Linked DNA regions of Mus musculus: all the other regions are linked to region 3. Evidence: chromatin loops called from intact Hi-C (ENCODE). Cell type or tissue: left cerebral cortex. All regions are shown on one strand.

Region 1 (5,000 bases), 320 kb before region 3:
CCACAGAGCGGGCGCTGCGAGCGGCAGACACACAGCGGCTCCGGCACCTCTCCTCGACTCAGGTCACCGCCCGCGTCCAGCCTGCACTCGAGCTGCTCGCCGCAGCGCCCGTAGAAGTTAGCGCTGGGGTCCAGATCGCAGAGCTGGCCCTCCAGGTTTGCGCATTCCCAGCAGCAGCCGCACGCATCCCGCACCCGGCCTGCTAGGCATCCCCGCGGCGCAGCGCACTCTTCTGGCCGGCAGGGAGCACAACCCTCGCCCTCGGCTAGCAGCCGCAGCCAGCCTCGCCGCAGGTAATCGGGGCCTGTGGACGGCCTCGCGCTAACGGGTAGCTGGGTCCACACCACCAGCAATAATGGTAGTAGCAAGGACAGCGCCAAGGTAGGTGCAGCATAGTTAGCTGGAAGCCCTGTGAACACTCGGGGCATCGGCGCGTAGGTGGCACCCTGCCAGGAGAGGGAAGCCAGGTCTGGAGGTCAGAGATAAAGTCAAGGCTGTATAAAAGCTTGATTCTATCCTCTGCTACCCTGTAGCCAACTAGAAGCCCTAACAAAGAAGCCTGGTGATTCCCAGGGGTTTATGCCAGTTGGTAATTGATTAAGCTGGTCTTGGGGACTAGGGAATAAAGAGAGAGTGTATCGGGGAATGATCACTAACACCCATGCAGGGATGCACACACCCATACACAGACATACGCGTATACACACACACACATGCATACATATATGCACGCGCGCGCGCACACACACACCAGCATCACCTCCAGAAACCACCCAACTCTGATGCATCTTTGCCCCAGAGATAGATAAAACTACACTTGATGTAAAAACTTCAGGTTGGGGTGATGGTGCTGGGGACATACCAGCGACTCACCTAGTGCCTTGGACTAGGCCCTTAACAGCTGGGATTTCCAACCTAAAAAAAAAAAAAAAAAAAAAACGGTAGGGAACGAAGAGTCGCATGCACGGCCAGCCAGACCCGCAGGCCACCCCTGCTTCTGTCAGGGGATCGCTGGCAGCCCACAGACTTAAGATTCAAAGAGAAACTCCTCCGCCTCTTCTCCCCGCCCCCAGATGTCGAATACCCGCCTTCTTCCCTGGCCCCGAGGCCGATAATTTTATCCAGTCTCACAAGGACCCTCCTGGGCCTTTCACTTCGACCCTAGCCCAAAGTCACAATGAGTGTACAGAGCCGCGTAACCAGACGCCGCCACTGGGAAAGCAAAGGCTATGAGAAGAGAATAGGGGTGGAATGGCCGAGGAGCTCAAACTGTTGGCTGAGCCTCAGGTCCTGTCTCATCTGATTTAGGTCTGGAGAGCGGCAAACAGCTACAATATAGAAAGAAGGAAAGGCTAAGAAATTTTACTCAATGTAAAATTGACTTCAACACTATGGGCGTTTCTGGAGGCCAGGCTCGGGGCCAGCTTCCTCTGGGCACGGTTTGCAGCTGTGTTCACCCAGTCTCTCCACTGGGGCGCAGACTAGACTATAAGCTTTTCCAGCTGCCATCCACATCTGGCTACCTCCCTCCCAATATAGGGCAGGTGCTTGAACCCGCGGAGGAGCCTGGTGATTAGAGGTCGGAACTGACTAGCGGCCGCAGCAAGGCCGGCGGGTGACTCCCCATAGGGCGTCTCTGGGCTCCGGATTACAGGTTGCAAAATTCGAGCATGTCGGGGCCAAAAGTGTTCAGTCTGGAGACCTCCGCCAACGCCACGGTGGCACTTTTGGGTTAGGGGCAGGAAGCAAAGCATCCCCGGAGGCCCGCCCACCACCCCGAGAATGGCAGGCCCCGCCCCCGCCGGCCCCCAAACAGCTTCCAAAAACCGCAATCCAAGCTCCTAGGAGGAGGAGGAGCAGAAGGAAACCGGGCTTTTAGGCAAGGGAAGGGTGGGGCTTATATAGGCCCCGCCCAGAAGGCGTCAGAGGTTCTGACTGCGCGTGCGTCCGCGGCCTGCGGCGGCTCCGCTCTACCCTGCGAGGAAGAAGCACTGCAGTCACCGCGCAGTTCTGACTTTGGCCGAGCCCTCCTCAAAGGAGCGTTCAGTCAGCAGAGACGCTGCCTCTGATCAGAGGGGTTCCGACAAGGTAGAAGAGAGCTGTACACAGGCAATCCCAAACTCCGAGGAGACGGGAAGCGAATTTCACGCGAGGTTTCGGGATTGTCGCGAGAATCCCAACGGCAAGCTAGAAAAGGAAAAGCCCGCGGCTTTTAAGCCAGGAAAGAACGAGGGCAGGCAGATTCCGATGGTGGTGCTAGGCAATCCCTTGGTTGGAGGACGCGTTAACTGTTGGCCTGGGAGCAGAAGTGAAGCGAGAATTGCAGGATGTTTTGGAAAAGGCGCGAGGAGGGCTTGCCTGGTGGAGGAATGGAGACACTCTAGGGGAGGTCCCTAGCTGTAACTGGGGGCGGTGATCGTTGCCCGATGTAGAGTGGGAGCTGTCCAGGTCTAAATGAGGAACTGTGAGCTTTCAGCCCTAGGAGCCACTATCAAAATCCCCAGCGTCAGGGTCCTAGACACGCTTTCCATCTTAATCGTTGCCGGCGTTTACTGTTAGTCTTCGCGCCTCTAGTAGGAATCACTGTGTCTTCTGTCTCTGTACTCCCCACCCCCACCCCCACCCCCCGCCCGAGACCGACTGCTAAGGAAGTTCTTGGGAAGCATTTGTGCTTTAAAAGTGAAAGACTCCCTGGTTCTGAAAGATGCAGTCACTAATGAGAGGCTAGGGATTAACTCGACGGAGAACGAGCGCCCTCTGGTGGGTTTGCAGCAGCTGCGACTCGTGACAATGCATACTGTCTATACTTTGAAAACGTTCTTACAGTAGTCTTGCGTTGCTGATGATTAAACCCGGGACTTTTAGAGTTAAGCCAGAACTGTTGTCACCGAGCAGTATCTCTGACCCAATAATAATATTTTAGAAAGGAGTTTGTTCGCATAGGGCAGTTTGAAAGCCTAGCTACTCCTGTCTCCAGGTGCTTCTTGTCCGGCACTTTATCAGGTGAAGTTCTAAAACACGTTAAGCAGCAACCGTGGGCACCAGAAAAAGAGTTACTTAAACGTTTAAAACGTTGACTCGGTTTGACAAGCTTCCTTTTTTTTAATTTTTTTACTTATATGAGTACACTGCAGCTGTTCTCACACACTAGAAGAAAGCATCAGATCCCATTACAGATGGTTGTGAGCCACCCTGTGGTTGCTGGGATTTGAACTCAGAACCTCTGGCAGAGCAGTCAGTGCTCTTAACTGCTAAGCCATCTCTCCAGCCCTAGCTTCCTATTGTTGAAGCAAAGGAAATTACTTCTAGTCCACATGATGCGGTTACTGCCAGGCATATCAATGAACGAGGTGTGCTTCAGATGAACACCTGATAGTTCATCTTCTTCTAAAATATCTATTACTGGTTTGTGCCTATGGTGTGTATGTATATGAGTGTAGACATATTTGTGTTTGGAGCTCGGGATGATTTTCAGGACTCAGTCCATCTCCTTCCATCTTGAAGTCATCATCAGATTTGCATAGCAAGCACCCTTACCTGCTGAACCATCTTGCCGCCCCCGAGTATTTTTCTACATTACTTTTGTTTGCGCGTGTTTGAGTGCATTGTACACACTCTGTGCACATGAATGGGAGTTCTGTTCCACCCCATGAGCCCTAGGAATTGAATCAGGGCATCATGCTTGGTGCAAGTGTCCTGCCTTCCTATCATCTCTCCAAACCCCTAATCTTGTTTATGTGCCTTGGTGTTTAGTGTACCTGGGTGAGCACATCAGATCCCTTGCAACTGGAGTTATAGACAGTTGGGAGCTGCTGTGTGGGTGCTGGGAATTGAACCCAGGTCCTCTGGAAGGTGAACTGGTGCTCTTAACCACTGAGCCATCTCCACAGCCCCTCCCCCCCCTTTTATTTATGGTGAAAGCCAGTAATGGTGACACATACCTAGAATCCCAGAACTCAGGAGGTAGAGGCAGGAGAATCAGAAGTTCAAGGCCATCTTTGCCTAACCAGGGAGTTGAAGGTCAGCTGGGTTACACAATACCCTGTCTCCAAAAATCAGACAACAGGAAAAACCCTTAGGATGACTTGGGAGGACTCACTCTATAGCCTTTACGTCATAAACTTTGGTGGGGCACAGTTATGGAGGATGGTGGGGTGTCATTTGAGAAGGAAGTGAAACACATGGTTCACAGTGACAAAATGGATACAGATGAACCCTGCTTCCTATGAATATTAGAATCAATTAAGTCAGAAGGGCTCAAGATCGATAATTAAGATGAAATGCTTTATATTGGTCTACTATGACAAATAGATGTTCTCATTAAAGTAGAAAATAAGATTAAGATAAGTATGTAGACACCACAACTGTATAAAGATGTATCATAAATATCAGTGAGCAGAGAATTTGCAATGAGGCTGCGTGTAACTCTCACTATCCTTTATTTTGTAAAATTATTTTCATAATGAAAGAGTAGAGGCCAGTCTCCCATACCGCCCCCCCCCAAATAAATGAATAGTGACTATTCTTTAGGTAAATTAGGATGTTGAAATAAATACAGAAAGCAGGGTCAGATAGGAAGATAAATATTGTAATTTATCTACAAGTAACATTATAAAATGGAACTAGACTAGCCAGGAACTTGCTTCTGGAATACCTAGGCACTCAGGCAAGCTGAACAGATTTCAAGACATCTTAGACAGACACCAGGCCAACAGTTTCTTTATCCTCCTTCCTCCTTCTCAGGACAGTTTCTTTCTGTCACCCACACCCAACCTTTAATATCTCTTCTGCTTTTGACCACCTGATGACCAATTTTCATAAGAATAAAGTTAGAAGGAGTATCTAAAGTATTCTACATTTCCTTAAAGTTACAATTATTATGTGTAATTGGTGTCTGTAAGTGCAGATGCTAGTTGAGTAGCGGAAGCCAACGAACAACTCAGGTGGGGGCGGGGCGGGGCAGGTGGTGGTGTCCTTTCTCCTGCCATCAGATGTGGGGA
Region 2 (5,000 bases), 170 kb after region 3:
GGTGAGGCATCTCATCCCACCACGCTTGCTTGCCCGACTGTCATCCTCCTGTCTCTTGTTCTCCCCAAACATGGCAGACTTCTCGGGACTCCCAGCTAGATTCTCCTCACAGCAACTCTGCCCTCTCCTGTCACCCAGCCTGGGCAGCCTGACTGGAAAGGGCTGACCTTAACATTGACTGGTTTGGGAGATGGAAGCCTGGGTCCAACCTGAACCTAATAACTCCATGTCTTCCAGCCCCACCCTGTTTCCTCCATCCCCTTTCTAGCATTCAGATCCTCTGAGTACAGACCTTTTTCCCCTCCTTCTGTCTAATCCTTCTCAAAATACCAACCTGCCTCCCGTCCTCTGTACCTCTGGAAGGGTAGCCTGCGACCGTCTCTCCTCTCTCTCCACCTTCTCTCTCAGTTGCCTTCCATCTAGCTGACTTCTCAGTCACCAATTCCAGTGTCCTTTGCTCACCCAAACGGCCCCTCATAGTTGACCTTGGACTGAGCGTGGTGGTTAGGCACACCTTTAATCTCAGCAGTTGGGAGACAGATGCAGGCAGATCTCTAGGAGTTCTAGACTAGTCTGGTCTACACAGTGAGACCCCGAGTCTCAATAAATGAACTCTCAGAGTCAGTCTTGGTGTACAGACCTCCTGCTCCCTTCCCTCTGTCTCAGTGACCTCTACTCTTTTTAAGTAGTGGTTGGAATTGAACCTAGGGCCTTGGGTGTGCAGGACAAGTGCTCTATACTGAGCCATAGACCAGGCCATGAAGGTCCTCCACTCTCATGGTTCCACCCCCACTTACTTGGCAAATGATTCTCAGGTATTTTCACGTGTGTGTGTGTGTGTGTGTGTGTGTGTGTGTGTGTGTATGTGTGTTTAAACTATCTCTCTCTTGGGTGCTTTCACCTGTCTAGTGTTCTCCATTCCTATTCGGCCTCAGTTTCCTCTGGTACCAGCCATACAGCGTCTGTGCCAGCCCTCTGGGCCCTTCTCCCTCACTCCACCTCAACAGTGGTCTCTGATTCCCCTCCCATCAAACTGCTCTCCTCCCTGGCCTCAGGTTCATCCTCGCTTCTGTCATTTTGCTCTCGTAGAACATCATACTGTTGTGTTTCTTTCCTCTTCGTTAGTTAGCTCACACACAGAACACCTCCTCCAATAAACCCTACCCATTGTAAGCGTAGCTCTAGCTGCCCTCCGCCTAGGCGTCCCCTCCACCCCACAAGATTTACTTATGTGAGTGTGTGGGTGAGAGTGATACAGAAAATGGTATCAGAGGTGGTTGTGAACCACCTGATGTGGGTGTGGAGACTAAACTCAGCTCTCCTGGAAAAGCCGAGAGTGCTCTTAGCTGCTGAGGGTCTGACAGCTGCAGCCTTCTTTTGTAGGGCGTGTTGCTTGCCTCACACTTTTGCCAACTGACTCTCAGAACTTCTCTACTCGACTATCATGCCTCCTCTTTCTGTGGAGAATGTGTCTCATCTCCCACGTCAGGCTGCGTGCAATCCTCCCAGGTATACAAGGCTGTGTATTTGTATGGGCACTCACTCCTAAGGTTCAGCTGGAGTGACATCCATCATTAGAGGGGATGCAAGCTCCCTCCGTATGCAAGCCCCGTTGATCAATGATTGGAAAATCAAGGCATCTTTCCGGGATGTTACCCTTCGAGAGTCTGCAGAGTTTCTTGAAGGTATCACCAGTCAGCAGATGGCCACGTGTTCAGCAACTGCTGAAGGAGTGCTCACCTTTCTGGGAGCTGAGCCCTACAAGAAACTCGGGAGAGTAAATTGGTTGACAGTGGGCAAAGGAGATGGGACCGGCTCCCCTTGCCTGGAGTCCATCAACAAAGCCGGAAGAGGTTTCTGGAATTTCCTCATGTGAGCCAGCCTTCCAGAACACACACTTCAGCTTCACTCCACGCCCAGGGTGACCAGGTAAGTTCTCCAAGATACTCTTAAGGAGCATCCTTATCCCCTCTTAATCCAGAACACTGAATAGTCAGTACTTGTGGCTCAATGCCTCCGCACAAACCATAGAATGGCTGCCCCCAGGGGCTTTGGTGAACATGGCCATCTCCTTTTCCGGCCCTTCTGGCACGGTCGGGATGTGGCAAACCTTCCTCTTCAGTCCTTCAGTGTACTCCTCGCTTCCTTCTGGTTCTGCTTCCTGTTCCTCATCTAATGCATTCTGACCGCTTTTCTTTCATCAACTCATTACACTCAACAGACACTAGTACCATTGCCCAGCTATCAAGTGGCCCCTCTCTGGGTGCCTACATCCAAGTTCCTCTGTGGCTCTTCCATCTGCCAGGGCTCAAACTTTGGGAGATTGTCCCCATGCTTAGACTCACCTGCTTACCTGGAAAGCAAGTTTGTGTTCTCTTTGCTAGCCCAGACCCATGAGTGCCTCATTGTGCCCAGCTGGGCTCTCGGGTAATGTAGTCAGAGCACATTAGAATCAACTGGGAAACTGGCTAGGATTCAGACTCCTAGGTTCTAGCCAGAACTTCGAAGCGATTCTTCAGATGTAACTAGAAATCCGAGTTTCTGGAGACCCTGTTCCTGCAGGCCTTGCCCTAGGCGATGACTCTTCACTTGTAAGACTGTGAACTTCGTGGCATGTTATTGAACAACCACTATTAAAGGCTCTGAGACCTATCAGAGCTGAGGTGAGTTAGTGCCAGTCACATGACCTGTCACTGACATTTGGGGCCTTCCGTGACCCCACAGCTGTGGGGCTCCTGATCTCTACACTCTCCTGTGAGAAGAGTGGCCCCTGGCATGGTGGGCCATGTGAAAATGTAGCTCATATTGGGAAGCTTGGCCCCAGCAGGTACCACAGGGAGGGGTAAGGCTGTGGAGTCATCTCCAGACTTTTGTCTTTTTGTCACACAGGAAATCTCAGGCCTAGCTGGCCTGTGCAGAGCGGGCTCTCAGGCTCCCCCAAGTGGGCAGTGTGGGTAGCACAGTGCTGCCCATTCCAACACCCAAAGTGGCTCTGGATCCCTGCATGGAGCAAGTGCGCCACGCTGTGGCCACAGCAGGGGCCACTCGCCCCAAGGGAGCACACTGGAAACAGGGTGCTTGAGGTCTGGATATACAGACCCCCTCCCACCTCACTGCCTCCTAGACTCCCTTCTGTTCCTCATCCTGACTTTGGGAAGGTGACGTGTCCACCCATTGGAAGTAAGGGAATGCAGAATTACATCCTCTCTTCCACATCTCAGCAAAGTGCTTCAGTTAACAGCACCTTTGTGGGCATCAGAGTAGACTCCTGTCCATTCCAAAAATCCCAGCACCCCAGAGCCCCTGGCAAGCTTCTGACAGTATCTATGCCCAGGCCCTGCAGGTGGCCTATCAACTGAATTTCTTCACTTGTACCCACCCTTAGAAAACAGAACAATGATCATAAAATTGAACCTTGTATTCCAGAGGTGGCTCGACCATCCCAGCACACAGCGACACACAGCAGCGGCCCGGAGGAAGGGATGTCCCGCTGTTGTGTTGGTTAATACTACACATGGCTATATTAGGGTTTTAGTAATCACATCACACCGTTGACTCATATTGAGCTTTCAGTCAACTAAACCCCCCCAGGTCTTTTCTCCGCGAACCGCTGTCAAGCTGGGTCCACCCCGCCCCCCATCCAGTACTTATGCCATTGATTTTGTTTTAACCTAAGTGCAGGACTCTACATTTATCCCTGTTAAATTTAATCTTGTTGGTTCCAGCCCAGTGTTCCAGCCTGTTGAAATCGTTTTTGAATCCTGACTCTTTCATGCAAAGTCTTAGCTGCCCCTCCCACCTCCTAGCTCCGACACCTGCAAATCTGATGAGCCTGCTGCCTCGGTCAGCTGTCAATAAACATGTCAGACAGGACGCAGGCCTAGACTGAGCTCTAAGGTATCCTTCTGGAGACTTCCTTCCCATTCAGCCTGATGTGGACCCATTAATCAACTTCACCGCATCTAGCTCTTCACTAAAACCTCATGGCCATTTGGTTCAGTTGTATCTGCCACATCTACAGACATGATGAGGAACCCGTCAGTTGCTTTGGAAATTTCTCTTGCCCTGGGATCACACCTGCCCTCGTTATGCACCCCAAAGCATGTGTCCGGTCATCACCTCAGGGGACTGTAGGCTTCCCATGGTGCCCCCTCCTTCCTGACTGAGTGTCAGGGTCTCCTGAGAGTATCTCTGCTGTTTTATATCCTGCTGGGCTTCAGGGTCTCTACATCTGATATTTCATACTACCACTCTGCACCTCTGCAGATCTACTTTCAGTTGTGCAGTGGCCTCCCTCGACTACAAACTGAAAAGCCCTCAACCAGCTGCCCCTTAAAGGGTCACTGGAGTCTAGCAAACACTTCCAAAACCACTTCCTGTCTCCTAAGCTGCAGTCGTCTGCCTTCTAAACTAGGTAATGCAGTGGGCTGTGATGACATCGATCGAGGAAGAGGATTCAGAAGCCCAGGACACCCAGGTAGACCAGGAGAGCCTATTAGCTCTCAGAGCAGTCAGGCTACATCAATCAGACTAGGCAGGTGGCCAGAAGTCCACTGAACTGTCTGGTCGTAGACTGGAGCAGCACTAGCGTAAGCAAGGGATTCTCTCACATTTCCTACACAGGTTGGGAGCCGCAGCCCAGAGGAGTTGGAACATCAGCCTAGTTGGAGATAATGAGAGCAGAGAGGTGTGCAAGGCTTGTGCTCTTCCTGGCTAGACAGTATCAGCCATTAGGAACCTCAGAGAGCTTAAATTCAGGGGTCACCCATTCACTCGTGTCTATGGAAACGATAGACACGAGTCACACATGTCACAGGAAACAAACCAGGGGGTAAGGTCCAATAATAAAAAATGGAAACTGAGCACTTGGTATGAACACAAATTGGTCATGTAGGGAACATGATGTCGTTAGATTGGCTGATTTTAGACCTCTTTAAATGGGGATTCCTAACTTAAATGGTATCAATTCTGAAGACCTTTAAAGCAGTTATTGGCCAATA
Region 3 (5,000 bases):
CATCGCGGAGAAGGGGTCTGCTTTGCAGTGCATATCCATCGGGAGGCAGAGGAGCGGGAGCAACGCGGCCGCCGCCGCCGTGTCGCCTCTCAAACTCAACTTCAGGACTTGAGGAGAAAAGGAAGGGACGGTGGGGGAGGGAGAGTGAGCGGGCGCCCGACTGCTGGGGGGCAAGCGAGGGCGGGGGACGCCGCGCCGCGCTCCACGCCGGGACTCCTCCGGGCCCGCTGGGGTTTGCGACCGCAGAGGCTGCAACTTGCCACCGTTGGGGCACGCGGCTGGGCAGTCAGCAACGCAGCCCCGGGGCGACTGGCTGGACCAAGGGGCACTTGGGGCGCATGGCTCGCGCGCCAGCTGCGGCCAGAGCTGAGGCCGGGTAGGGAAGACGGCTCACTCAGCTCCCCTGGAACCCGGTTGTCCGAGAGGCTCTGAACCAAGAGAGCTCAGGGCGGGGGCGGCCCGAGGGCGCCAGGAGGGGAGCCGGGCCGCTCCAAGTGCCGGCGAGTTGGCGAAGTTGGCAGAGAAGTAGCAATCCCCGGGATGTCCAAGCGGGCGCCCGCGGGAGGGGAGCGTGCGAGCCGGCCCCCGCCCCCGGAAAAGGCAGGCGCACGCCGCGGCGACCGAAGGGCCAGGAGGGAGGGAGGCAGCCTAGGAGCCGAGCGGCGCCCGCAGCGCTGGGCTGGCCCCAGGTGGGTTGCGGCTGCAAGAAGACTCGGCCGGAGACTGGAGCCTGGGCTCCCGGTGTGTGTCTCTCTAAAAGCTGCAAAGCCCCCTCCAGACCCCCTCCTCCTCCCCGCGCCGGGAGATGGATGACTTGTCAGACAAAGGCAATAGATTCCACCACTCTGTGATTCGCCAGCGCCGGAGCCCCGAGCTTCGGCAAGGAGGGCCCCGCGCCTGTCACTCCGGTGCTGGCGAGGGGAGGGCCCGGGAGGGGGGGGAAACGGGAGGGAGCAGCGGGTGAAGGAAGAGGGAGGGTGAGGAGCGGGCCAGGGGGAGGAGGAATGGGAGCCCCGGATTAAAACTACACTGAGAAACGAAACTCGCCGAGAAGATAAACGTTAGATAAGGATAAAGAGCGGCCAGCCTAATGAATATTCAGGCAACCACAGAGGGCCTCCGAGCGCGCGGCACTCCGAAGCCAGGCTCTCAGTCCTAACTCGCCCAGCCCTGCCATCCACCGGCCAATGCCCGCAAATCCCAGACGCCCGCGAGTCCGCAGCCCCTGTCCTAACTCGGCTACCCTTGCGCTGAGTTCCTTTCCGTTTCTCCCTGTGTCTTCCTTCCTCTCTCCCTTTCCCTCTGGTCCTTCCCTTTCGCCTTTTCCTCCTGTGGTACCTTCCCATCCACGCACGCATGATTCTCATTCCGGGGCAAAGTGCCCAGCAGTTTGTCCCCTCCCGTCCCACACGCGGTGGCGCGCACCCCCTCCCCGGAGTCTGGGCAGTCCAGACGCCTGGTTTGGAATCAAGCTAGAGGCCTCTGGCTAGAACCCACCTGCCTTGGTGGGACCCAACGGATGGTAGGAGAGCCAGGGAACTTGGCACCTGGACCCTCGGGTAGCTAGGGAAGGGACTGTGCCGGGAGACGGTGCGCAGCGGCTTGTCCGCGGCAGTGACAGAGGATGCAGAAGCCCAAGGCGGGACCAAGGCGTTCTCTTTCCCCGGCTGGGGAGAAGAGGAGGCTATGAACGCGACTGAGCGCCGCCCGCCGCCAGCTCTGCAGATCCCGAGCGAGCGCAGCTGGCGCAGCACGCCGGCCTGGCCCGGCTCCTACCAGAGCCGCTGGCCCAGTCTCTGCAGCCTGGCCCGCACTCGCTCCCTTGTTCGCTGGGGTCTTCTCGCACGCACTAAGCGAGAGAAGCCCTTTGTCTCCTAACTGGTTAAGTACAGAATATCCAGGAGATCTTTATGAAATATTTTCCCTAGTCTCATAAATCATCTTGGCACTTCAGCTGATGTTTTAACTCACCCCCCCCCCCTTTTTCGCTCCCTCCTCCCAGGCTTCCCTGGGTCTGAAAAAGGGCGGCTCCAGGAAGCTCAAGCTGAGAAACACAGCTTTCTTGCCCGGCGGACCCAAGACTCCTTGGTGTTGTCTGCAGCTCCTGAAGCCCAGAGGAAGGGCAATGAGTGTAGACAGTGCCCCTGTCCCTATAGCCAAAAAGCCTCGGCAGTAGATGGGGTTGGGGGAAGCACCCACTAGACTCTCAGCCCGTCTCAGACTGACTCCTACCGGGCATTTAGAACCGCCCACATTCTGGGTGAGTTTCAGGCCAGGCTCAGCTACACCGGATTCTGAGCTTTCCATTCCAAGGGGAGCTGGGTCGGTTGGGATCTGGGCCTTTGCCCGGTCTCCTGGAAATTTCCGGCTAGATTAATCCAATTGCAGAGTAACTGCTGGAAAGTAAGAAACTAAAAAATAAAAATAAAAATAAACCACCTTTCCATCTGCCCACCACCACCCTGTCCCCCACTTCCTTTGGTCTGAGGACTAGGTTCCCGTGGGCAGGAAGAGTAGGAGGTTCAGGGGTCCTGCCAGGAAAACCAATGCCTTCCTCTCAAGGCCTGTAGATGGCGCTCCCGGGTTTGCTTTGGCCAAATCTCACAACCTCACAACCTCAGCAACACGCACTAACTTCTCATAGGGAACAGAAAAGAAGTGTGTGTGTGTGTGTGTGTGTGTGTGTGTGTGTGTGTGTGTGTGTGTGTGTGTGTGTGTGGAAACAGAGTTATTTCAGCCTAAAAGGGTCAGCTCCCATACTGGGGAGCCAGAAGCTCTAAGGTGGTAGTAACCGCAGTAGCCTTATCTTCCTTTGAAGAAGCAATCAGTCCAGAATTTGAGGTGGGGAGCATTCAGAAGAGTTCATAAAGGAACTCTTGTTGGGTGTGCTTAAGTTAAGTCTTGGTATGTCTGTTGAGGAAACAAAAATCAGCGGAGTTCCTCACTCCAACAGAGATCCAGAGTCCTCTAGAACTGAAATATAGTTTCATGTTTCACGTCCTATGAAATGTGAACATAGACAATGGATATTTCCCCATAAGAATGGGAGTGGGGTCGAACTTTACATTTTGTAAAGAGAACTAACAATTCAATTCGTAAAACACTTTTGAAGTTGCACTTACGCAAGTATCTGCCACATACATCCTCTTAGGAATGAGGGCTAGTGATAGTCTAATTTCTATGTAGCTCCAGAAAACTCAGGCATGCCTTCCCAGGACTCCTGGGACGCGCGCGCGCACACACACACACATACACACACACACACACACACACACACACACACACACACACACACACACACCTCCAGTTTCCCTGTTAGTTTTCCAGCTGGTTTCTGGGTCTAGATAATCAAAAGGCGATCTACCCTGCTGCTTTGGAAGCCCGTTAGCCTCTGCACAGCCCTCTCTTTGGACTTTAGAAGGAAGGGCTGATTTGCAGATGTCCCTTCTCGATGGCCTCTCCTTCTGACTCCCCCTTTCCTGTTCTTTTTCTTCTTCTATGGGCCCTAACAGAAGGGGAAAGAGTAGAAAAAGAAAAGAAGAAAGAAGAGGAAAGGGAGGAAAGAAAAAGAAAGACAACAACCCAACCCCAAACACAGCCAGGGCTCGACCTGTCAGGCTTGGTTGCTTTTCCCTCATCTGACTCTAAATGAACCTTTTCTCTCTAGTGTTTTCAAAGCAGCCCTTCAACACCCCCCCACAACCTAGGGGCATTTACACTTCAAACAAGGAGCCCGCCTCCCTGCGGAAATTTAAAGGCAAATAAACTTTTGGGGAGTTGCTCTGATACCCATCTCGGGATTTGCTTCATTAGTCGCCTCTGTGCATCTGATCTGCCCAATAAATCTTCCTTGTGGATCTCAGTTCCTTCGCCTTCTCTGCTGCCACCTCTGCCATGCTCGCTTGGCGCCTGGCAGCCCCACTCCTACTACCTCCCTTCCGAAAGCCTAGGGTCAAGCTGGTTCTCCGCTGGAGCGGGCCTGCTCTGCGTGAGTGTTAGGTGTGCGGGAGGCCTGCGGTCCTGCAAGAAGGCCCTCTCATAGATACTTATGCAAAGGTGTCCCAAGCCGCATGTGACTTATACCCCAGATTTTAATGCGTCTGTGGGCGGATCATGCATAAGTAAAGTGCAGGCAGAGATCCTGTCTGCTAACCCCGCTCACCCAGGCCCCCTTTCTTTACTCTTTTGCTGGGGGTGGGGTGGGGGCGTGACATGACTGCATCTCTTCTGCACACAGGATCCTGATCCTGACCCCAGTCATTAGGCACAGGGTCTCTAGCAGTTCTCGAAGGTGGCTGTGTCACCGAGGACCTGGCAAGCAATCCCCCCCCCGCCGCCTCCCCCGCTGCAGTGAAGCATTCAGCTGTGCCCCTCCCCCCACCCTCGGCCCCGCTTGTCTTTTCTCCCTCTACCTCCTGGGGAGTAGCGTGGGGAGCTATGGCCTTAGCTCTGAGGGAGGGGATTAGAAATTCCGAAATTAAGCGTACCTCCCTAGGAAATGCTCCCTACAGCGCAGACCAAATTAAATGCATTAAAGTTGGGGGGGGGTGTTTAGAATGAAGGGACATGAAAACAAAACAAAACTGGTCCTAAGGAAAGGAAAGCAGGATCGAAAGAGGGAGAAAGCGAAGGCTGAGAAGCTGCTCAGCAGCTCAGCATCATTTCCGTTTGTAACTCACCATCTCCACCAACAAAAAAGCAAAGAAAAAAGTTCTTACAATCAAACTCTAGGTCGCATATCCCCGGGCCATTTGCACTCCGAGTGGGCCCTTGGAGGGCGTACCCTAGGTGTCCAGGTCCCTGGCAGTAGGTGACCGCTCCAAGGCCCCTCTCCTGCCCCGCCTGGCCGGTTCCCGCCAGGCCCCTCCCGCACCCCTCCCCCTGCCTAGCCCGCTTTCTGGTCACATTGGAGGATTTTTTTTTTTTTTGGAAGAGCTTCTGGTACAATATGGAGCACCGTGGGCTGCAATTTCACACTCCACAGCACATTCTCCCTAAAG
Region 4 (5,000 bases), 330 kb before region 3:
GCCAAAGGAGACATCTGGGAACTTCTGCCTTGGTTCAGTTACCTAGGACCAGGAGAAGATGAGAGACAGGAAGCCATTAGCCCTAGAGTCCTCAACCGTCATCCCTGGAAAGTCCATGTCTTCCCTCAACCTCACCCTGTTTCTCTTTTTCTCCCAGGGGACTCTGGGTGCTCTTAAGTTCCTCAAAGTCGCTCCTCTCTCCTGTGGTGGTCTACGCTCAGTGGATGGAATGAGACCTGATGGTGGACACACTTGACCTAAAGCCTGTGTTTCACATCTATCCAACTCCATTCAGGGAGACCTAGATGGCAGAGAACACGTCAGGAATAAATTCATCCCTCCTGTGTAACCCCTCCTGACCTTTGACGGGGAAGGCCAGCTAAAATCTCAATGCTCAGTCTAAGTGGCGTGGCACCCGACTGGAACCCCAGCACTCCGAGGACAGAAGTGGACAGATCTTGATAAGTCAAGGCCAGTCAGGTCTATATAGTGAGTTCCAGGATAACCAAGGCTACATAGTGAGACCTTGTCCTCCTCCTCTTCCCTCCTCCATGCTACCCCAAAGACCTCAACCCTAGGAAGAGGGAGGACTTCAAAGAAGGGAACCAGTGAGAAGAAACTCAGCAAAGCCAGGCAAAGAGGAAGGAGACATGTCTTTTCCCACAGACAGGCTTAGGTAGTAGTCTGCAAAGTGGGCCTTAACAGCATCCGTGTAACAAAAGAAGGGAAGAGGGACGAAGTAGCCAGGGAGCACCTTTCCTGATTCCACCCTAGGAGTGTGCTCCTGGGGATTATGTTCTCCTCCAGAGCCATGCCCCACCCTCTTTTGGGTCCCCGGGACTGAGTTTAAACCAGAACTCTAATAACAGCATGGGAGAAGATGGCCCAAGAGCAGGGAACAATGTTTCATGGAACACTGGTGTTGAGCATCCGCCCCACCTTACCCACCAATGAGTCACCTAAGCTAGGCCAAGCCCTGAAGCTTTTAAAGCTCTCTTCTTCTCCCCCCCTCCAGCACATCTGGAACCCAGTTTAAACACAGAAAAGCCTAGAGAGGGTTGGAGCCCCCTAGCGAGAGAGGACGGGAAAGCGACTTGTCTGAGCCGGTTTCCGGGCTCTGACCAATCCTCATGTATCCCTGCACCAGAGCATCTGTCTGGTCCCCTAACTTAATCCCATCTGTCGTGTCCCCTAATTTAACTCTATCCCCGAACCTGGCTACATTTCTTCCCTCAGGCCCTTCTTAATTCAAACACAACATCCCAAGTGCTCCCCTCCTGGTCTGCAACTGACTCCCAGAGTTCAATGCCATTCAGACGAGACCCCTGCCAGTCTCTAAGAGACCCCTTACACTGTGGGCAAGCCTGTCTCCTTCCTGTGACCCTTTGCTTTAAGAAAAGTGGGGGCGGGGTGCTGGAGAGATGGCTCAGCAGTTAGCACTGGCTGCTCTTCTAGAGGAACTGGGTTTGATTCAGCACCCACAGTCAGCAGCAGCTCACAAGCATCTGTAAACTCCAGCTTCAGAGAATCTGATGCCCCATTTCTGACCTCCGTGGGAACCAGGCCTGTCCTAGGCCTGCGCTGGGATTAAAGGTATGCTCCACCACACCCCTAATAAAATAATCTCTTTTTAAACGTCTCTTATATAGAATTAATTTATTTTTATTTTTATTTTATGTGCGTTGGTGTTTTGCCTGCATGTATGTCTATGGAGTTACAGACAGTTGTAAACTGCCATGTGAACGCTGGGAATTTAACCCTGGTCCTCTGGAGGAGTAACTAGTGCTCTTAATCGCTGAGCCATCTCTCCAGTCCCCCTTGAGGGGATCTTTTTACAAGGGTTTTTCCAATCAAACAAAAACTCTCAAGGCCCCTTAGCCCAGGCCCGCCTGCCACTACCAGAAGTATCCACCAGATGGCAGCCTTTCCCCAGTTCCTAAGAATTGCCAGAGAGGTCGCCTTTTCCCCACTATTCTTAGTGGTTGGGGGCATAGACTCAGCCCCTCAGTATGGCGAGTGCATCCTTGGTCCCCAAAGTCTGCAATTTTGACCTCTTTAAAATCAAATCCTTCCTCTCAATCTTCAATTCTCCTTCTACTGGATGGGCAGACTCCCCCTGGGGTCTTCGGTTCTGTTCAGTCCTCAGATCGACCCCTATGGGGCGGACGTGACTTGGCTAAGCCCCACACCCTCGATTCTGACCAGCGCGGATGAAAGAATCCTAGAACCTTAAGCAGAAGTGGTCAGAAGCAGCAGCGCCCGTGTTACTACCACTCCAAAAAGGGTGATGGAGTCGGTGCCTTTAGCACATAGTGTCATGCACACTTGTACACGCAGTCCCCTTTGGTTTTCTCCACACACCCTGCTCTGAATGGAGGAGAAACGCAGCCAGGTCAGCAAGAGAGCATCCTTTCCGCAGGTCGAAGGTCAGAGGCCAGGACTACAAGTTTGGGAGAGGGTTGGTTCGTATTAATCCAGTTGGTCTTCTCTCCCTGACTGACAACCTCCGGGTGGGGCAAAAGGGAACCCTTTTGTTACATCTTACACAAACGACTTAAAGCCCCAGAGGTGGGCCCCCGGGATGGCGGTGCACAGGGAACGTCCCACCGCCAGGCCTGGGCCTCTATGGCTCTGCTCTCCAGCAAAGGAACCGCGCACCTCGGCTACGAGCCGTTTAGTGCAAAGGGCTTTAAAACCCGTGGGGATGCGGAGCCGAGAGTGCCCGCAGCCGCTCAGTTTCCCCGTCCTCCTCCCCCTCTCCTCCCTCGGGAGCGGCGGGAAATTATTTATTAAAACACCGCCCGCGCTCTCATTTATTTGCGGTGAATAATCCTAGGCCTCTCAGCGCGTTTATTAAACCTTTCCCGTCCCCGCGCCCGCATTACTTTAATAATAAATCGCGTGTCACTTTCCGGCGACATTATTAAACCCCGTCCGCTGCAGCAGAGGCGGGGTGCGGGGAGGGTGCAGGCGGTGGGCGGCAGAGCATCCTTCCACTCCAGGCTGCGGGGCCCAAACCCTCAAGGCTGCAGAGCGGGGAACTGAGGTTACTCCCCGCAGATGCGACAGATTCGGGTTTGGGCGAGAGCCAGCCTGTGCTCTGCAGGTAGGTACAAGGGGACAGGCAGGCCCCAGGACATCTTGACGCCACGGAGAACAAGCTATGATGGACACAGGGACCCGGACCTAGGTCCTCTCTCACTGGGTGGAGAGGACCTTCTTGAAAGCGTGTAGTAGGACGATCCCCACCCCCACTCGGTCCAGACCCTCCCACTGTTCTCCTTCTGCCGTTCTGCCAGCGCCCTACAATTCGCTGCCAGTACTTGGCCGCAGCACGGCTACCGGGAATCACAGTCAGAATCACACTGGAAAAGTGGCAGCAGCCAGGCAGAGGCAGTTGGAGATGCAGTTCATACAGGCAGGAGGGGTGGCCAGGCCTCGAGCATGGGGTTCCAGGCCACGCCCCTTCCAGGGGGGGCAGCAGCCCGCGATGGGTCTCACACCGCAAACACAGACGCTGAGCCAAGAGCGGTCCCTCCCCGCGGTGGCGCCAGCTCCGGGCGCAGCCCCGGCGCGTAGGAGGTTGTCGCTTTCCACACACAGCGTCTTGGCCTGGTGACTAACTCCACCCTACCCTTAAACAATTTCATAAACTCCTCAGTGTCCCCGGGCTAGGTACAAAGAGTATGTGGAGAGATCTAGGCCAAAGAGTACTTTTGTGAAAAGACCTCACTCAAGTCAGAAAAGACTGCTAACAACTGGGACAGTTAGAAACGACTTTTACATTTTTCTGGAAAATGGAAAGGAAAGGAGGGAGAAGAGGAAGGGTGTGGCTAACACAGGTGCCCCCACCACTAATTTATATTGAGGTCCCACCCACATAGACCTGGTTCCCCACTCTGCCTGGGAATCTATCCCTATACCAGCGGGGAGGGGGGTGCGGGGGGGGGGAGTGAGGGGGTCTGGGACGACTTCCTCCTCTCTCCAGTCAGATTGCTCTAGGCTCCCTCAATAGAGGACAGGAGAGGGCAGTATAGGGCCTGCAATCTGTTATGTGCAGAAGCCAGAGTCTGTTATGTGCGCATCTGTAAGAATTGTCCGCAGCAGTGTGGCTCGGTTTGTTTATATATTTTTTTATTGGTGCCCACTGTGTCTAGTCGTATGCTAGGTGGGTTTTGTCCCCTAGAGTGTATAAGACACGGAGCTACCCCACCCCTCTCCCTGTACTGAACTAAATCAGTTCCGCTGCGCTCATCTCTACCGCGGACGCTTCTGAAAGATGAGTTTTGAGGAAAGATGAGCTGAGGCTACACTGAGCATTAAACAATCCATGTAAGGACCCTGCTCGCCTTTTCCAGTCTTCTCCGGGCTTTCTAGACAGCAAGGATGCAGGGCTCTGTCCACATGCCCACACCTGCAAAGCAGAGATCTGGACCTAGTAGTAATCGCCCAACTCTTCACTTTCTGCCTCCTCCTCCTCCTCAGGAAACAAACTCCGTGATTGCAGCTGGGAGAATCCCGTGGCGTTCAGCTGCTCTGCAAACATACGTGGTGAAGGAAAAAGGGTCAGGGGAGAGACTTGGTGTATGGGAAGGCACGCGTGTGTGTCCGAATCACATGCAGCCTGTTCCTTACAGGCATCCAAGAGTCCTAATGCAGCCCATCCTGGTGCCCAGCGCTCAGGGCTCCCTTACCTGGTGTGAGCACTGTGAGGGTTGCAGAAGCTTCCGCTTGGCCCAGAGCATTCCGGGCAAGGCAACGGTAGGTGCCCTCATCACTAGGGCGCAAAGCTTGAATCTGTAGCCAGCCAGTCACCTCAAACTTCTGAGGTCCACCCCTAAACTGGAGACAGACCTTGCTGTCAGCAAGGTCATCTGCAGAAGTCCTGTTTTTTTGTTTTTGTTTTTGTTTTTTCAAGGAGTATGCCCCTGCTCCCTGTCCCCTACCTGCACAGAGATATGAGGGTCATCCCCCGGCAGCTGGATGTCCAAGCCATCTTT
Region 5 (5,000 bases), 81 kb before region 3:
CCGCACTCCTGGAGCGCGGCCAGCTCCACACAAGACTGGGTCAGGCTGGGCCTCGAAGCTGGGACCTCGTTGCCCTCGCCATCCAGCTCCAGCCACTGGAGCACGGTCGGGCGCCGGCAGTTCCCTTAGATTGTTCACTTTTCTCGCTTTCCTTTTCAAATAAAATGGCTCGAAGGAAAGCGCACTCTGGGCTAGGACTCCAAGCCTTTTCGGATTTGTTCAAGGATTTTTATTTATTTATTTATTTACTTATTTTTTTTTCACTTTTATTTACTTTGTTTCTGTTATTTCGGGTCGTCACGATCCACGGTTGAGGAGACATGCAGGGAGCATCGCCGCTACCGAGAGAGCAACTACAGGGTGGGGTGGGGCAGGGTGGCCTGGTCGGGCACGTGGGGCATGGCCACAAGGGGCCAAGCCCCGAGGTTGGTTCTGCCATCTTAGATGTAGCCTTGGAGGCCTGGGGCAGAACGGACCGAGACAGAGACAAGTGAAGAAGAGAAAGAGACACAGAGGGGTCGAGAGTAGCAGAGAAAAGGGAGATGAAGTGGGAGAGATGCAGGGCGATGAACACGGAATTACAGAGAAACAGTCAACAAAACAGGCGAGAGGTGTCCACGGGACCATGTTCGTCATTTTGCATAGAGATTTCTTTCATAATTTTTTTTTGTAACGTAAAAAAATGCCCCCCTCCCCCAGGACGTGCTGTGCTTTAGTGGGCATGTAGCTGTGTCCCCCCTCCCTCCCCCCAGCGAGCGGCGACTCTCACAGCACGGACAGAAGGGTGTATCTACAGGCAGGGGGGCGGGGGGGGGGCGGGAGGACAGGGACTCTATGGTACCCGGAGGGGCGGGGCAGAGAGGGAGGGGCTATGTACAGAGAGAGGTTCGCCTCGACAGCACACACCGTCTTTCTATAAAGCAGCCTGTTGGGTTTTTGTTTGTTCATTTTTGCAAAGACCATCATCATATTAAATAAGTGTAGACTTTTTTTTTTTTTTGAGGCTCTGTTCAGCTCCTGCCCAAGGGAAGGCTGGGGAGGGGGTGCTTGGGGGGAATGGGGCGGGGAGACCCGGATTTTCATCTGGGGCGGCTCGGTCGTCAGTTCCTTCCAGGCTTTTTGCGCCCGCAGGTTGGGAGTTTGGGATGGGAGGGTGGGGGTGGGCAGCGCATTACTGATGGGAAAAGATCAATGCTCGCAGCCGCAGCCTGAGGACACGGTTCCCGCGGTGGCCCCGACGTGGCTGCGTGCTTGGGACCAAACACAAGGTGTCGTGGGATGAGCCGAGGAAGCACAGGAGGGAAAAGTGAGAGGCCAGCAGGTGGAAGAGGCGCTGACGTAAGGGCAAGGCGGGGCCGAGAGGAGAGTCACTGCAGAAGGAGATCGCAGGCCCAAGGGAACTAGGCAGTTCAGGTGGATGAGCTCAGTTGGCGTCTGCTCGCCTTGGGTACCAGCCTTGGAAAACGCTGTCGCCCCAAACGCTGTCCCTCGAGTCCGACCCTTGCGTCCCAGTGCCACCGTCTGGGGCGGGGCGCAGACAGAAGGCGGGGTCAGCTTGGCAGGCACAGGGGGGATGGGGCAGGATTTCCCCCCTAGGGTCTCCCCGGCGGCTCCTCCTTCAGCACAAAGTCCTTTCCTTAGCTTCCCTTGCTCAGCTTCTCCAGCGAAGCCTCCCGACTCCCGGGCGTCCGAAGTGGGCTGCCCCTGGGTGGGCCACGCTGATTGTGTGTCACAGAAACGGCGCGCGGGCCAGAGGCGGGCGGGCTTCCGGACGGCGCCGCGGTCCAGGCAGGCGGGGAGGGGCGACGGGCGGGGCTGGGGCCTGAGGGTCCCACCCGCGGCTCCACCTGTCCTGTCTGGCCATCGACAGGGTGATGAGAAGGGCTGCGGGGCTTGGGGGAGGATGTCTCGAGGTGGGGGTGGGACAGGGACGGTGGCCGAGAGGCAGCGCGTCGCTTCGGTCCTCCCTCCCTCTGGGGTGGGCGGTCAGACGGGGACGATGTGGAGGCCGAAGCTGTCTGCCTGAAGCTTGATGTGGTCCCCGCGGTAACTAGTGGCGGTCATAGGCAGCGGCAGCAGCGGCAGGGGCGGAGCCCCGGGGGGCGGCACTATAATAATAAGGGGAACCTGGAAGTTAACACAGGAGAAGAATGGGCTGGGTGAGAGGACAAACAGGAGAACAAAAAAGGAAAGAAAAGCAAAGAAAAGCCCTCCCCGGGTCCAGCGGGATCAGGCCTGGAGGACTGTGGCTCGGCCCCGAGGCCAGATGCCCAGGAGTAGTGCTGCATCCACAGGGCGGGAGAGGGACAGGACAGGTGACACCCGGCTGCGGATCCCCCAAGGGGTCCGACGGCCACTGTTGGCTAAGAGCCCTCCAGTGATCAAGAGGTAGGGGAGGGAAGAGGCTGGAGGCGCAGGCGTCCTGGTGGTATCCCCAGGACCCGGCGCTGCTCTAATGGGCCTGTCTCCCTGGCCCATCCGGGTACCCAGAATTGGGGTGGTCCTGAGTGGGATCCGTATCCCGAAGCAGCCTGCGCGCCCGAGCTGGCGAGCGGGTAGGCGACCTTGGGAGCCGCCGGCCTGCCAGGTGGCGTACTCACTTAGTAAGGCGGGGTTGCTGAATCTCCAAGCCTCATTGTAGGCGGTGTACTGGGGATGGCTGTATGGGTTGCCTGAGAACTCGCTCCCTGTGGGAGGGCGGGGAACTGGAATTAGAGGCGTTCAACGTGTCCAGTTGGCCTCTTCTGTCCTGTCCTCACTAGTCCCAGTCTTGGGTGTTTCAAGCAGGGATAGGGCCCCTGGGAGCAGGCCAGAGGCCAGGTAATCCACACACTCCGAGCTCTGCATGGGGACAGCCACCATAGACAAGTAGCAGCCAGATCCCTGCACACCTAGGCATGGAGGGAATCTGTGGGCGGGTTTGTGCCTGGGCTCTCCTGCAAGAGATCGCTGCCCAGGAAGGGTTTGGTCTTGGTCTGGCTGCTCCCACTTAAGTAAATTGGGAGCTGAGAGCTTTTACAGTGGACACTGGCTTTAGGGATTCTACAGCATGAGAGAGGGGGAAGGTGGAGCAGGAAGGCCCCTGGGACACTTTGTCCCAGAAAGCCCTAAGAATGGCATCTCAGAGCTGTGCCAAAGCTAGGCAGGTGGTAGTGGTGGTGCCCTCCTGGGAAATAACCCCTCCCACTTTTCCCTCCTGAGGTTCAGTACAAGGGCCACGTAACTGGGGAAGTGAACTGCGGGAATCCACTGGACTGCTCGCAGGCTCAGGAGCAGTGAGCAGTGGAGGGCACAGTGGGTTGGGAGCCTTCGGGAGCTACCTCCCTCCCTCCAGGAGGAGAAAGGCCAGGCCTATGGGTTTCCCCCCTGGCCCTTTCTCCTGTGTGATGACCCCAGACTGTTTACAGTGATCCCTAACCGCGGGTTAAGTAGAGGAGAAGGGGCCCCACTCCAAGAAGGAGCTGGGTGGGGGTGGGGGATGCAGCCACTGGAAAGCCTGTTTATTGACGAGGAGGGAAAGCATGCGTGCAGCAGGATAATGAGCTTCTGAGCTCAACTGTGACCAAGAGGAACTGAGCTATCTCCTTCCCCATCGCTAATGAAACAAGTGTAATTTCCTCATCAGCACTAGATTCTGTTTAACGACTCCCCCCTTGCCACCATGAGCTCTCTGCGGCTCCCCTCATCCCTACCTCCCTGTAGACTCCCCACCCCCCACCTCCCCACTCTTTCCTCACCACCACCACCCCACCTCCCTAAGACCTCCTCCAGCCTCCACCTGCTCACTGCTGGGATCTTCTTCCAGAGCCATCCCTTGCTCCCCCACCAACAGCTTCTACTTGCCTTCTCCCAAGTGTGAGCCCCAATCCCTTCATCCGCACCTCCAACTTCTCTCAGTCAGCCCTATTCTCTTAACAGGCTGTAACGGGCTCCCCAGTTTCTCAACCCTTACTCAGGGCCGTGCCTTGATGAATAAGGCCAATCCAGCTTTCTGTCCTCTCTTTCTCCCTCTACCAGTGAGGGTTGAACTTGAGGAGTGGGGCATACAAAAGGGCTCCAGAGACAGTGGACTACAGGCTGGGAGAGTCTTAGCCACCTTAAGGTGAGAGATTTTGGTGTTTCAACACCAAACTTCAACTCTCTTTGACTTTAAGCCACTCTCATTTGGGGTGAAGGTTAGAGAGGACAGCCACCAGGCTGCTTCCTGAACCCCAAACCCAAGTCCAGTGCCTCTCAGCAAAAGGGTACACTAGAGATTCAGAGGAGCACAGAGGACCTGGGTCCTCTGAAGACATGTGGAGTTGTTGTAGCTAATTTTTCTCTGAAGCTAACATCTCTCTGGTTCCCTCCTGTCCACTTTGAGACTAGCTTCCTTCTCTCTAGATTGGGATTGGTTCTCCACAGTGGTCTCCTCCCCTGGCTTGGTGTAGACCAGCATGGCTTTGTCTGAATGACTGCCATGCCCCTGAAAATGGTCCTTGGTTCCAAGTTTCCATGGAAACCAGGGCAGGCTCTTCCAGGCAGTGTCAGCTAGCTGAGTTAGGCATAGACTTGGACGGATGGGTGCTGAGGAAGGGCTATAACCTAAAGCTGTGTTGACAAGGGAACATTTCTGTATGCTTCCTCCTTGCATTGCTTCTAAAGAGTCAGCTATGGCCATAGAAGGACAATGGTTTGCAGAACAATGGCTTGTTGGTTCTCCCCCCCCCCCCAACCCCCGACTCCCAGCCACAGATTACAGTCCACTAGCAGCTCTCCCACAATTTAGTTAACCCCACCCAGATGAGACATCTACAGCATTGTCACCTACCAGGCACCATTCCTGCCAGGGTGGAGGTAGGGTAGCTTCCCTGGCCAGTGGGGGGCACATGAGGGGGGTAACCAGGTAGAGTGGTGCTCGTCATATCACGACCTGGAAAAACACAAAGGGGAAGGAGTGAGGCCTAGAAGAGAGGGGCCTGCCTCAGCTCGCTCTGGGATGCTCTAGGGAGAGGATGCTC

What was found. A loop is a pair of places that touch in the nucleus more often than their neighbours do. Peaks named below come from ENCODE experiments on the same cell type or tissue, not always from the same donor. Only the 100,000 strongest peaks of a DNase experiment are listed, where the experiment ranks them.
Region 1: it touches region 3 in a loop (4-fold over the local background); 3 of 42 quality-filtered maps call a loop at or near these places.
Region 2: it touches region 3 in a loop (9-fold over the local background); 35 of 42 quality-filtered maps call a loop at or near these places.
Region 4: it touches region 3 in a loop (2.2-fold over the local background); 3 of 42 quality-filtered maps call a loop at or near these places.
Region 5: a loop joins it to region 3, with 2.2 times the contacts of the local background. A loop is called at or near these places in 5 of 42 quality-filtered maps.

Annotation. Positions count from the first base shown.
Region 1 is chr19:45,072,110-45,077,109 of GRCm38, reverse strand. Kazald1 (Kazal-type serine peptidase inhibitor domain 1) reads right to left here and starts at 1,023. Exons shown (of 5, transcript NM_178929.5): 1 at 874-1,023; 2 at 1-446. The coding sequence starts at 428. It overlaps Gm35782 (a long non-coding RNA gene), which reads left to right and starts at 2,001. Exons shown (of 4, transcript XR_877888.1): 1 at 2,001-2,088. In left cerebral cortex, CTCF peaks have their summits at 239 and 2,765 (motif pointing left); DNase peaks (open chromatin) are centred at 712, 1,247, 1,924, 2,755 and 1 more place; H3K4me3 peaks cover 2,909 bases; H3K27ac peaks cover 2,188 bases.
Region 2 is chr19:44,580,825-44,585,824 of GRCm38, reverse strand. No RefSeq gene overlaps it. Among named protein-coding and RNA genes, the nearest start is that of Hif1an, 20 kb to the right of the region's middle. In left cerebral cortex, a CTCF peak has its summit at 2,989; a DNase peak (open chromatin) is centred at 2,961.
Region 3 is chr19:44,752,433-44,757,432 of GRCm38, reverse strand. Pax2 (paired box 2) reads right to left here and starts at 527. Exons shown (of 10, transcript NM_001368747.1): 1 at 1-527. The coding sequence starts at 39. RefSeq lists promoters at 65-1,339, 65-4,242, 65-5,000, enhancers at 3,501-3,910, 3,202-3,910, 4,447-4,566 and a cis regulatory region at 4,877-5,000. In left cerebral cortex, a CTCF peak has its summit at 2,547 (motif pointing right); DNase peaks (open chromatin) are centred at 1,241, 1,612 and 2,568.
Region 4 is chr19:45,078,403-45,083,402 of GRCm38, reverse strand. Kazald1 (Kazal-type serine peptidase inhibitor domain 1) reads right to left here. Exons shown (of 5, transcript NM_178929.5): 3 at 4,947-5,000; 4 at 4,695-4,842; 5 at 4,114-4,536. The coding sequence ends at 4,436. Among named protein-coding and RNA genes, the nearest start is that of Kazald1, 4.8 kb to the right of the region's middle. In left cerebral cortex, CTCF peaks have their summits at 1,067, 1,909 (motif pointing right), 3,829 and 4,034 (motif pointing right); DNase peaks (open chromatin) are centred at 1,071, 1,917, 3,473 and 4,050; H3K4me3 peaks cover 1,179 bases; H3K27ac peaks cover 694 bases.
Region 5 is chr19:44,833,078-44,838,077 of GRCm38, reverse strand. Pax2 (paired box 2) reads right to left here. Exons shown (of 10, transcript NM_001368747.1): 8 at 4,811-4,912; 9 at 2,601-2,687; 10 at 1-2,108. The coding sequence ends at 1,987. It overlaps 1700039E22Rik (RIKEN cDNA 1700039E22 gene), which reads left to right and starts at 2,140. Exons shown (of 3, transcript NR_045315.1): 1 at 2,140-2,587. In left cerebral cortex, no CTCF peak of the experiment used is centred here; DNase peaks (open chromatin) are centred at 62, 1,432, 1,665 and 2,597; H3K4me3 peaks cover 1,238 bases.